2 separate regions of the Homo sapiens genome follow, and region 2 is linked to region 1. A link is a contact called in ENCODE Hi-C or POLR2A ChIA-PET data. All regions are on one chromosome and are shown on one strand. Each heading gives the region's core, a stretch centred on a gene start or an enhancer-like site at or near the end of the contact. The rest is flanking DNA. Distances are from core to core; before and after follow the strand shown.

What was found. A loop is a pair of places that touch in the nucleus more often than their neighbours do. ChIA-PET counts read pairs that join two places held with the same protein, here RNA polymerase II (POLR2A). Pooled maps may share reads with other maps.
Region 2: a pooled map shows a loop between it and region 1 (2.2-fold over the local background). The contact joins the promoter of ATP5IF1 here to the promoter of SYF2 in region 1. A Hi-C loop is called at or near these places in 1 of 168 maps with a recorded cell type or tissue (gastrocnemius medialis) and 10 of 50 pooled maps. POLR2A ChIA-PET finds 5 or more read pairs at or near these places in 1 of 52 experiments (activated T-cell).

The regions. Positions count from the first base shown.
Region 1 is chr1:25,229,731-25,234,522 of GRCh38, reverse strand. SYF2 (SYF2 pre-mRNA splicing factor) reads left to right here and starts at 2,021. Exons shown (of 7, transcript NM_015484.5): 1 at 2,021-2,079; 2 at 2,312-2,419. The coding sequence starts at 2,056. It overlaps LOC124903881 (a long non-coding RNA gene), which reads right to left and starts at 1,934. Exons shown (of 2, transcript XR_007065555.1): 1 at 1,844-1,934. RefSeq lists enhancers at 1,564-1,813, 998-1,911, 2,054-2,203.
Region 2 is chr1:28,234,794-28,240,226 of GRCh38, reverse strand. It overlaps ATP5IF1 (ATP synthase inhibitory factor subunit 1), which reads right to left and starts at 4,103. Exons shown (of 3, transcript NM_016311.5): 1 at 3,957-4,103; 2 at 3,775-3,866; 3 at 2,127-2,390. The coding sequence starts at 4,043. The coding sequence ends at 2,249. RefSeq lists enhancers at 3,845-3,904, 4,698-5,204 and a silencer at 4,641-4,865.

The DNA of each region.
Region 1 (4,792 bases), core at 772-3,271:
AGGCGCTCGCCACCACGCCCGGCTAATTTTTTGTATTTTTAGTAGAGATGGGGTTTCACCGTGTTAGCCAGGATGGTCTTGATCTCCTGACCTCGTGATCTGCCCGCCTCGGCCTCCCAAAGTACTGAGATTACAGGCATGAGCCACTGCACCTGGCCTACTTTTTCATTTCTGTATCTAACTAGTAGTTGTTAGTGCAGAAAAAAATAATTTTCATATATTCCTCTTATATCCAGCACCTTACTTATCTTAGTAACTTTAGCACTGTTAGTAATTCTGGCATTGCCTCTCTGCTGAGCATGTAAGAGTAAACAAGATGGGTGGACTCTGCTGTTCTCCAGTAATAACGCTGATGAGAAAAATAGAAAATCAACAGACAAAAATAAAACTTATGCAATTGGAGAGAATTAAAATAGTGTCAAATGACAGTACTAAAAGTGAGACAGGGTAGTCAGGGAAGACCTGCTTCTATTTTTAAAAATTTATTTTTATGGCCAGGCACAGTGGCTCATGCCTGTAATCCCGGCACTTTGGGAGGCTGAGGTGGGCAGATCATGAGGTCAGGAGTTCGAGACCAGCCTGGCCAACATGGTGAAACCCTATCTCTACTAAAAATACAAAAATTAGCTGGGCATGGTGGCAGGCACCCGTAATCCCAGCTACTCGGGAAGCTGAGGCAGGAGAATCGTCTGAACCCGGGAGCCGGACGTTGCAGTAAGCCGAGATCGGTGCCACTGCACTCCAGCCTGGGTGATAGTGCAAGACTCTGTCTCAAAACAAAAAAACAAAAAAAAATTACTTTTATTTTTTAATTTAGAGACTGATTCTTACTTTGTTGTCCAGGCTGGTCTTGAACTCCTGGGCTCAAGCAATCCTCCCGCCTCCGCCCCGCAATGTGCTGGGATTGCAGCCATGAACCACCACACCAGGCCAAGGGCAAGACCTGCTTCTTGGAGAAAGTGACAACACCTTAAGCTCTAAATGGAAAGAACTTTCCACTCATGGGAATGAATGGCACTGCAGGTTTTTCCTGCTTACTGCAGACAAAACCAATTCACTGAAAAGTGCTACTGCAGTATACAGTTGTATTAACCTGAGGCTGGCCTCAGGGAAGAAGGGTTACCACTCAAGTAAGTTTTCCTGAAGGGTCAGCTCAGAGGTTAGGGTATTTCATAGTTTGGTGTGGGCAGGGCACTAGGGAATGGATGCTGCTGATTGGTTGGAGATGCAATCACAGGGGTGTGGACTACACTCCTCAACAGCTGAGTCCGCCTCTTGGGGGAGGAGTGGGACAGAAGAAGCGGTTGGGTCATGGGTCACGAGTCTGGGTGGGGTCAGTTAGTTGCCAGAATGCGAAAGTCTGAAAAATGCCTCAAAAGACCAATCTTAGGTGCTACGATAACGTTATCTACAGGAATAATTGGGGAAGTTACACATCCGATGTCCTCCGAAACAATGGCTGGTTATCGTTTACTACATTTTAGCAGAATTCTCCCCTCATAATCCTAACCTCCCGGTCTTTCATTAGTTTTATAAAGGCAGTTTCAGCCCCCAAACAAGGAGGGGCCCTGTTTAAGGAAGGGACTATGATCATCCTTGCTTAAAAGTTAAACTATAAATTCTCCCATGGTTAGCTTGGTTTATGCCCAGGAATGAGCGAAGACAGCCGGCCTGCGAGGCTAGAAGCAAGATGGAGTGAGCCATGTTAGATTTCTCTCACTGTCTTTGCAAAGGCGGTTTCCAGGAACAGCGTGCAGAATAGGGGGCTATCAGGCTCCTTTTGGTCATTTCTTCCTAGCCGTCCGATTCTGAGCTCTTCCCAACCCTTTTCTTGGCGACTTACCTCCCGCTGTCCTGGCCCACGCTACTTTTCGCGGCTGCGCAAGACCCTACGCAATCCAAAATATTTCATAGCTAAAAGGGTCCCAACTTCCGGAGACCTCCCGGAAGGGGCGGGGCTTATGGTAGCCCATTCGTACGTATCGGCCCGTTTGTCTGAAGGTTGACGGAAGTGCTCTATCTTGTTGCCGGAAGTGGGAAGAGAGAAAGGTTGTGATGGCGGCTATAGCTGCATCCGAGGTGAGTTCCACCCACCGTACACCGGGGGTTTTGTTGGTGAGGGTTCCGGGGAGCGGCCTGGAGAGAGGTGGAGGCGAAGTCTAGTTTCGCTTCAGGGAGGCTCAGACACTGTGGGGTCAAGTCGGCGGTGGAGGCCCTAGGCCCAGCCTGTGGGGACCGGCGGGGACTCGGCCTGGGCAGTCCTGGGAGAAGCTGAGCCGGCTCTGCCTGAAGCCAGTTCTCCTTGTCGCAGGTGCTGGTGGACAGCGCGGAGGAGGGGTCCCTCGCTGCGGCGGCGGAGCTGGCCGCTCAGAAGCGCGAACAGAGACTGCGCAAATTCCGGGAGCTGCACCTGATGCGGGTGAGTAGTCTTGGAGGCCGGCTTAGATCCGTCATCTGGCCAAGCCTGTGCGCTTTTGTAGAGGGGACGAGGAAGCCACACCACTGCGTCTGACAGACCAACAGAGCAGGATCATCTGAGAGGAAAGCTCTGTTCGGTGGTACTCAACCCTGGCAGCACATTGGGATCATTCTGAGAACATTTGAAAATATAACTGTTCACTCCAGCCCCTCTCCCACCCACATCCAATTTAATGTATCTGGGTTAGGTTTGGGAGTCTCCATTACTAACAACCTCCCTGCTCCGTGATTCCAACAAATTCTTCATTTTACCTAGGGAAATATGTAGAGCTAGAGACAGGAAGAAACTTGTCTAGTGTCAGTAAGAGACCTGGTTCACTTTAAAAAATAATAATCTTCTGTCAGAATCTGTTTGAGTGAAAAGAAAATAATCATCTGTTTTTGGGACTTCTGGGGGAAAAGAATAAAAAGAAAATAAAAAAAATGGCAAACTTTTGAAAGTCTACAGTGTGGTAGTTCAGCCAGTTGATAGGGAATCTGATGTTTAAGTGCCCTGGAGGTGCAGAGGAGGAGAGAGGAATGCAGTTTGTGGGTCTCCAGGGGGTGCCTCATGTAGTAGGTGACACCTAAACTACTGTTTGAAAGCCAGACAACTAAAGGAGTTAGAGAAAGAGATATCCAAGCAAAGGGAACAAATTCAAAGAAAGAGAATTTGTATTAGGGATAAGAGTCCAGCAAATAGCTTGCTGCAGTTGGAGCAGAGAAAGAGAAAAGCAGCCCCTGTTTCACCATGGAGTGACCTGACAGCTAGGCCATGGTTTCACAAAATCCCAAAATCACTCTGACTGTTGTAGTGAGACAAAACAAAGAAGACTTTTCAAATTACAAGAATGACCACATATTTCTTTCTTCTGACTAACACCAGTGACTGTTATTAACAAATACAGCATTAGTCTCACTCCGTTACTTCTGCCTCCTATATAAAAATGTAAGATACTGGGCCGGGTGCGGTGGCTCACGCCTGTAATCCCAGCACTTTGGGAGGCCGAGGAGGGCGGATCACAAGGTCAGGAGATCAAGACCATCCTGGCTAACACGGTGAAACCCCGTCTCTACTAAAAATAGAAAAAATTAGCCGGGCGTGCTGGCGGGCTACACGGGAGGCTGAGGCAGGAGAATGGCATGAGCCCGAGAGTCGGAGCTTACAGTGAGTCGAGATCACACCACTGCACTCCAGCCTGGGCGACAGAGCGAGACTCCATCTCAAAAAAAAAAAAAAAAAAAATCTAAGATACCTAATTGTAGAAAGCCCCTGCTTTCTGACAGTACCCAATCCACATCCTTAACCCTCCCCTCAGTCACCTGATACAAACCCAAATCCTGGAACAAGCCCTTCCTAACACCCTGTCACTCAAATGCCCACGGTTCCCCGTGGTTTGCTCTCTTCTGTGCAACAGACTCAACTTTGTTGACCGTAGGTATGTTCTTGGCGTCTTTAATTGCAGGGCTTTTCCAGGGCCAAGAATATACTAGGGATGGTAGTTGGGAGGAGTATCTCTCTTTGCCGAGGGAAAGTTAATCTAATAAACAATTAAAAAGACATGCTTAAATATTTAGAGTGATTGTGTAAGGAACACATGTCTGGAAATTAGGAGGCGGGGCTTCCTGGACAAACTGCCACCAGCTTATGACCTAAGGAATGTCTAACTCAAGTTTTCCTTAAGACGATACACTCATTTTGCTTTATGCAATTAAGTTTATTTAAAAATAGACTCTTCTCCCTGCTACCCCAGCTCCAAAAAAAAAAAAAGACTCTTCAATGATACTTCAAATGGAAAATTCCTTTCATTTTTCATTTGTCAATGCAAACTGTGAAAATATTTAAAAGGAGGGGAACTTGGAAAGCATTAGAGGCATTAAGATAGGTTTTAAATCCTCTAACCCAAATTGAGGCTTTTTTCTTGAATTAGGATTAAAAGATAATTGAGGCCTGGTGTGGTGGCACATGCCTGTAATCCCAGCACTTTGGGAGGTCCAGGCGGGCAGATCACTTGAGGCCAGGAGTTTGAGACCAGCCTGGCCAAACTGCAAAACCACGTTTCTACCAAAAATACAAAAAAATAAGCCAGGCATTGTGGCACACGCTTGTAACCCCAGCTACTCGGGAGGCTGAGGCATGAGAATTGTTTGAACCCCAGAGGCGAAAGTTGAAATGAGCTGAGATGGCTCCACTGTACTCCAGCTTGGGTGACAGAGTGAGACTCTGTCTCAAAAAAAAAAAAGAAAGAGTGTCTTTCACATCATGTGACGTAATTTTTTTTTTTTTTTTTGAGATGGAGTCTCGCTCTGTCACCCAGGCTGTAGTGCAGTAGTG
Region 2 (5,433 bases), core at 2,854-5,353, 3.0 Mb before region 1:
GGTTACTGGCTCATGTCACATAAATTCTTTTAGGATTCAAACATGTTTGTGATATTACTCAGTATTTACATCTTGCTTTTACTGCAGCATGATAGAAAAATTAACCACAGGTATATCATAACAAAAAGACCATGAGTTACCATTTTCACAAAGTTCAGATATATTTAAATTAGCCTATTTAATCTTTTTTTGGTTGTTGTTGAGATGGAGTCTCACTCTGTCTCTCAGGCTGGAGTACAGTGGCACAATCTCAGCTCACTGCAACCTCTGCCTCCCAGGTTCAAGTAATTCTCCTGCCTCAGCCTCCCGAGTAGCGGGGATTACAGGTGCCCAACACCACACATGGCTAATTTTTGTATTTTTAGTAGAGATGGGGTTTTGCCATGTTAGCCAGGCTGGTCTTGAACTCCTGACCTCAGATGATCCGCCTGCCTCGGCCTCTCAAAGTGCTGGGATTACAGGCATGAGCCATCGCACCCAGCCTATGGTACACCTTTACTGAGGAAACAATTCAGGAACATCACTCTTAGTAAGGCAATTGTTGATTATAAGTCAAAAAAACACCATCATGTACAAATTCAGGGGATTTTGTATACCTTGTTTTTTTGGTTACAAATATGCAAAATTAAAGATGTTTGCTAATACTTGTTTCCAATTTTTAAACTTTTCAAGTGTTGCACTGTTAATAATGTTAAAATAAAAGGCATTTGACTTAGTATGATTGTTTCTTGAACTTCATCTTTTCAGGTTATTTTGTTGCTGGCCACTTGCAAGATTTATAGGCACTACTGAGGCCTCAGTGCTGAGATTCAGCAACATTATAATCATTATAATTCAAAGTTTAGTTTTTTGTTTTTTGTTTTTTTTTTTAAAGAGATGGGGTCAAAATGCTGCCCAGGCATGTCTGGAACTCCTGGGCTCAAGCAATCGTCTTGCCTCAGACTGCCAAGTAGCTGAACTGTAGGCACATACCACACCTGGCTGTGTTCAGTTTCATGGGCAAGTCAAACTATCTAGTGTTTTGTCTGTACAGACAAGGTCAATGCGACTTCTCCAAGCTTTTATCACTCAATGGTCCTACAGGCCCTTGTGAGATAGATAGGGTCTTAGAACAAATAACTCATTACAATCCTGGGCAAATACTCTACTGAACTGGTGAACTGAAAATGTTTTGCTAATGGCCCAAATGTCACCTCAAATTTTTTTGCCTAGAGGAGTTACACAACTAGTTTGTATAATAATTTAGTTATACTAGGCCCTCAAGTCTAATTTGAAACAAAATACTTGGCAAAGCAAAATATAACCTAAGAAATAATTCTGATTTTCTGCTAATAACAGACTTGGTTTAGTAGTCAAAAAACCTGGACACAAGTCTCACTGCCAAGGTGCTGAGTGACTGTATAAATCACATGATTTCTAATTCCAGTTCTCTCAATCTACAAAATTAGAACAAGGATGACTAGCTCATATTAAGTATCCTCTAAACCATTTTAAAAATGCAAAATGCTGTTTTAACTGATGGTACTTTCAATTGTATCTTTTTTTTTTTTTTTTTTGAGACAGAGTCTCATTCTGTCACCCAGACTGGAGTGCAGTGGCACAGTCTCGGCTCACTGCAACCTACACCTCCCAGGTTCAAGTGGTTTTCCTGCCTCAGCCTCCTGAGTAGCTGGGACTACAGGTGCGTGCCACCACACCTGGCTAATTTTTGTATTTTTAATAGAGATGGGGTTTTACTGTTGTCCAGGCTGGTCTTGAACTCCTGACCTCAGGTGATCCACCCACCTTGGCCTTCCAAAGTGCTGGGATTACAGGCATGAGCCACCGCACCTGGCCTAATTGTATCTTTTGAAGCAATGACTCCTTCGGATCTCCAGGATCCTCCTGATCTTTATGCTTCAGATTGGGATTTATCCTTCAGGAAGCTTTCTCTGAACACCTCTAATTAGACGGGGAGGGGTACTTTGTCTGTGTCACACCTATCCCCCCAACTCGTGTTGTTTCATAGCACTTATCACACTGTGCATTGTCTGTGGGTTCCTGGATGCAGGGACGCCTCTAATCCATTTTAGCAGTCCATTGGTGTCTGTCTATCTCTTCCAGATAGAAGAAGGCATCAAACACAGTTCACTGATGACAATTTATTATAATCTGTTAGTAGCACACAGACAAATATTAGTTAAACCAGAACCATGTCTACACAGAAGTGGGCAATGACATGTGCCATTCTATGGCACACGGTGTGCACTTAATCATCATGTTTTAGCATTTTGATCTTCTGCTTATGGCGCTCAATTTCTTTCTGCAGACGCTCAATCTCCTTCTTATGATGAACGATTTCTTCTTCATGGTGTTTTTTCAAAGCTGCCAGTTGTTCTCTACTCTGTGCTCTACAAGGACACGGTGGCTCAGGGTTTAATTTCAATCCTTCACCCCAAAGAGATCTCAAAGCATAACCTGTAATGTCTAAGCAAGGAATAGGAGTTCCAATTCCATGGGAGTCTAGCTGGTCATCCTCTTCTACTCCTCAACTAGTGAAAGAATACCCCATCTTAAATTGAGGTGTAGCCATCTTAAGAAGACCAAAGAGCTTATTGCTTTCAGATTCCTCTTTAAAATAGAAAACTCCAGAGAGATGTGACACAAGTCCCTAATACCTTATGAGGGGAACAACCCAGGGAACTTGACTCCCCTTTAGGGAAAAAAAAAGGAACAAAATGAGGAAGACAGACAAAGGGGTGTAGCTAAAAGGCAAATATCCATTTCCTATTCCAATCTGTCTAGAGCTTTCTTTGCCTATAGAAATGAATGGCCCACTGTAAGGCCAATAAAGGGTCTCTTGCATGCGCAGTACTTGGCAGTTCAATTTAGGTTCCAAGAAGGGACTGGATTACAATGTTGGTTTGGTCACATTTAGGCCTCAGTTTTCCTTAACTACAAAATGTAGGGGCTCAATTAGATAGTCTCTAACGGCTGTACCTTGGCTCTCTATACGGTATGGCAGGTGTCATGGTGATAATTCTCAACAGAAGGCAGAAGTGAAAGGCCAAAGGACAAGCAAAAGCAAGATTAATTCCTCACTGCTCTCCAGAGTGGACAGAAGTCAGTTAAAGATAACTCAAGGCTGGCAAAGGGAGGCCCAGCCCACTCCATACTCCTAAGCAGGAGAGGGAAATCTACAGGTCTAGGTTGGGCTGAGTAGGGCAAAAGCCTTTAGAAGATGGTGTCCAACCATAAGTAGCTCCCATGACCAGCTCCCATCATCCTCACTCTTGCGGAGTCGGGGGTCTAGAAACACCTGAGAAGCCTGAATGCATGCAGGCTTGCAAAGCTAAGGCGTGCTGGCGAGGAAGGAGAGCGTAGAGGGGGTGACAGGTGGGTAAGGGCCGAGGGAGTCAGGCTGGGAGGCAAACGTTGGGCGGTCGGATCTAGACACTGTGCGAAGAATCTGGGGGTGTTTCGCACGACCTGAGGAGAACTCCACGCGGGAGATGGTAATGATAAAGGAGGAGTTGAGCCGTGGGTTGTTTTGGAGACCCGCCGGTGGAAACGGTTTGGGGGCCTGAAACTGTTGTGCAGGTAACTGGGAGTGCCCTATACGTGGCAACGGTCGGGACATCAAGGGTTAGGGTATACTGGATTGGGGCCCGGGAGTTCTGTTGGGGGATGGGGCGCCCAAGGCACCAGGTAGGAACGGGTGGGGCGATTGGCAGTTTAAGGATTGGAAGGCCATTGGGAGATCCAGGGCTGGACTTGGGACCCGGTGAGCCTCACCGGAAATATCGTTCCTCTTCAGCCTGCTCTCTCTTTCCGAAGGCCCCACCGGCTTCCCGGATGGAGCCCGCGCCCCGGTCGACATTCTCGGACTGCAGAGAGACAGGGACACTGGTAAAGGTACGGAAGCAAAGATGGGATCCGCCCGCGGGGCTGGAGCAGCGGACACTGCCGCAGCGTACCTGATCCGAGCCGAAGCCTCGGGCTTGCATGGTCCTCACGCCCCACACGCCAAGCCACGTCCGCGCCGCCAACGCCGTCACTGCCATTGCTGCTGGAGCTGCACCTCTGGCGTCTCTGCCGCAGCAAGCAGTCTCTCGTTACGCGCTAATGGCAGGGACGGCCAAGCACCCAATCTGGTCGACGGAGGGGCGGATGAACACAGGAGTAGCGAATCACGGGAGAGCGGAGGCGGGCTTCCCGGAGCTCACAGCGAATCCCGAGCAAGAGACGGGTTTCTTCTTAGCCAACCGCTAGCAAGGGCTTAGGGCCAAAGGACTGGAAAGAGGAATGATGGAGGAGTTTAGAGAGCTGAGTGAGGAGAGTGCCAGAAGCCGAAATTTCGGCTCTTGGACCCATCAGAATGAGGCGTGGCGTCCACCTCCAGCCCACGATTTCAATTCTAAAGTCGTTATTATTCAAAGCCCAAAGGAAGTTTTCCCTTCCCTGGCCTGCTAGCATCAATAAAATGGGGGAATTCGGGGTTTGGGAGCTGTGTCCAGGATGCTGATGTCCAGGATACCGACGTCCAATGTGCCCTGGCTTAGATATACATAAATCGCGTTCATTTGTTATGAGAAGTGTCAGTGTTCTGGCTGGGCGCGGTGGCTCACGCCTGTAATCCCAACACTTTGGGAGGCCGAAGTGGGTGGATCACCTGAGGTCCGGAGTTCGAGACCAGCCTGGCCAACATGGGGAAACCCCGTCTCTACTAAAAATACAAAAATCAGCCGGGTGCGGTGGCACGCGACTGTAATCGCAGCTACTCAGGAGGCTGAGACAGGAGAATTGGCTTGAACCCGGGAGGCGGAGGTTGCAGTGAGCCGAGATTGCGCAACTGCACTCCAGCCTGGTGACAAAGCGAGACTCCGTCTCAAAACAAAAAAAAAAAAAAGAAAACCCAAATTATAACTTGACCACCTCAGGCACAGTTTCCTAGGACCTCTTGAGGCTGTGTTTCCCCAAGCTATGGTCACTCATCTTGGCTCAGAATAAACCTTTTAAAAATATTTTAGTTTGTTTTTTTCGTTAGCAACATATTGTTGAATGGGCTTAATAACTGCACTTTTGGCAATGTGGTGCAATGCAGTAGAAAAGAGCAGGCCAGGCGCGGTGGCTCACACCTGTAATCCCAGCACTTTGGGAGGCCGAGGCGGGCAGATCACCTGAGGTTGGGAATTCGAGACCAGCTTGACCAACATGGAGAAACCCCATCTCTACTAAAAAAAAAATATGAAAAATTAGCTGGGCATGGTGGCGCATATCTGTAATCCCAGCTACTCGGGAGGCTGAGGCAGGAGAATCGCTTGAACCTGAGAGGCAGGGGGTGCAGTGAGCTGAGATCACGCCATTGCACTCCAGCCTGGTCAACAAGAGAGAAACTGTCTCAAAAATAAATAAATAAAAATAAAAAATAAATTAGCTAGGCGTGGTGGCACA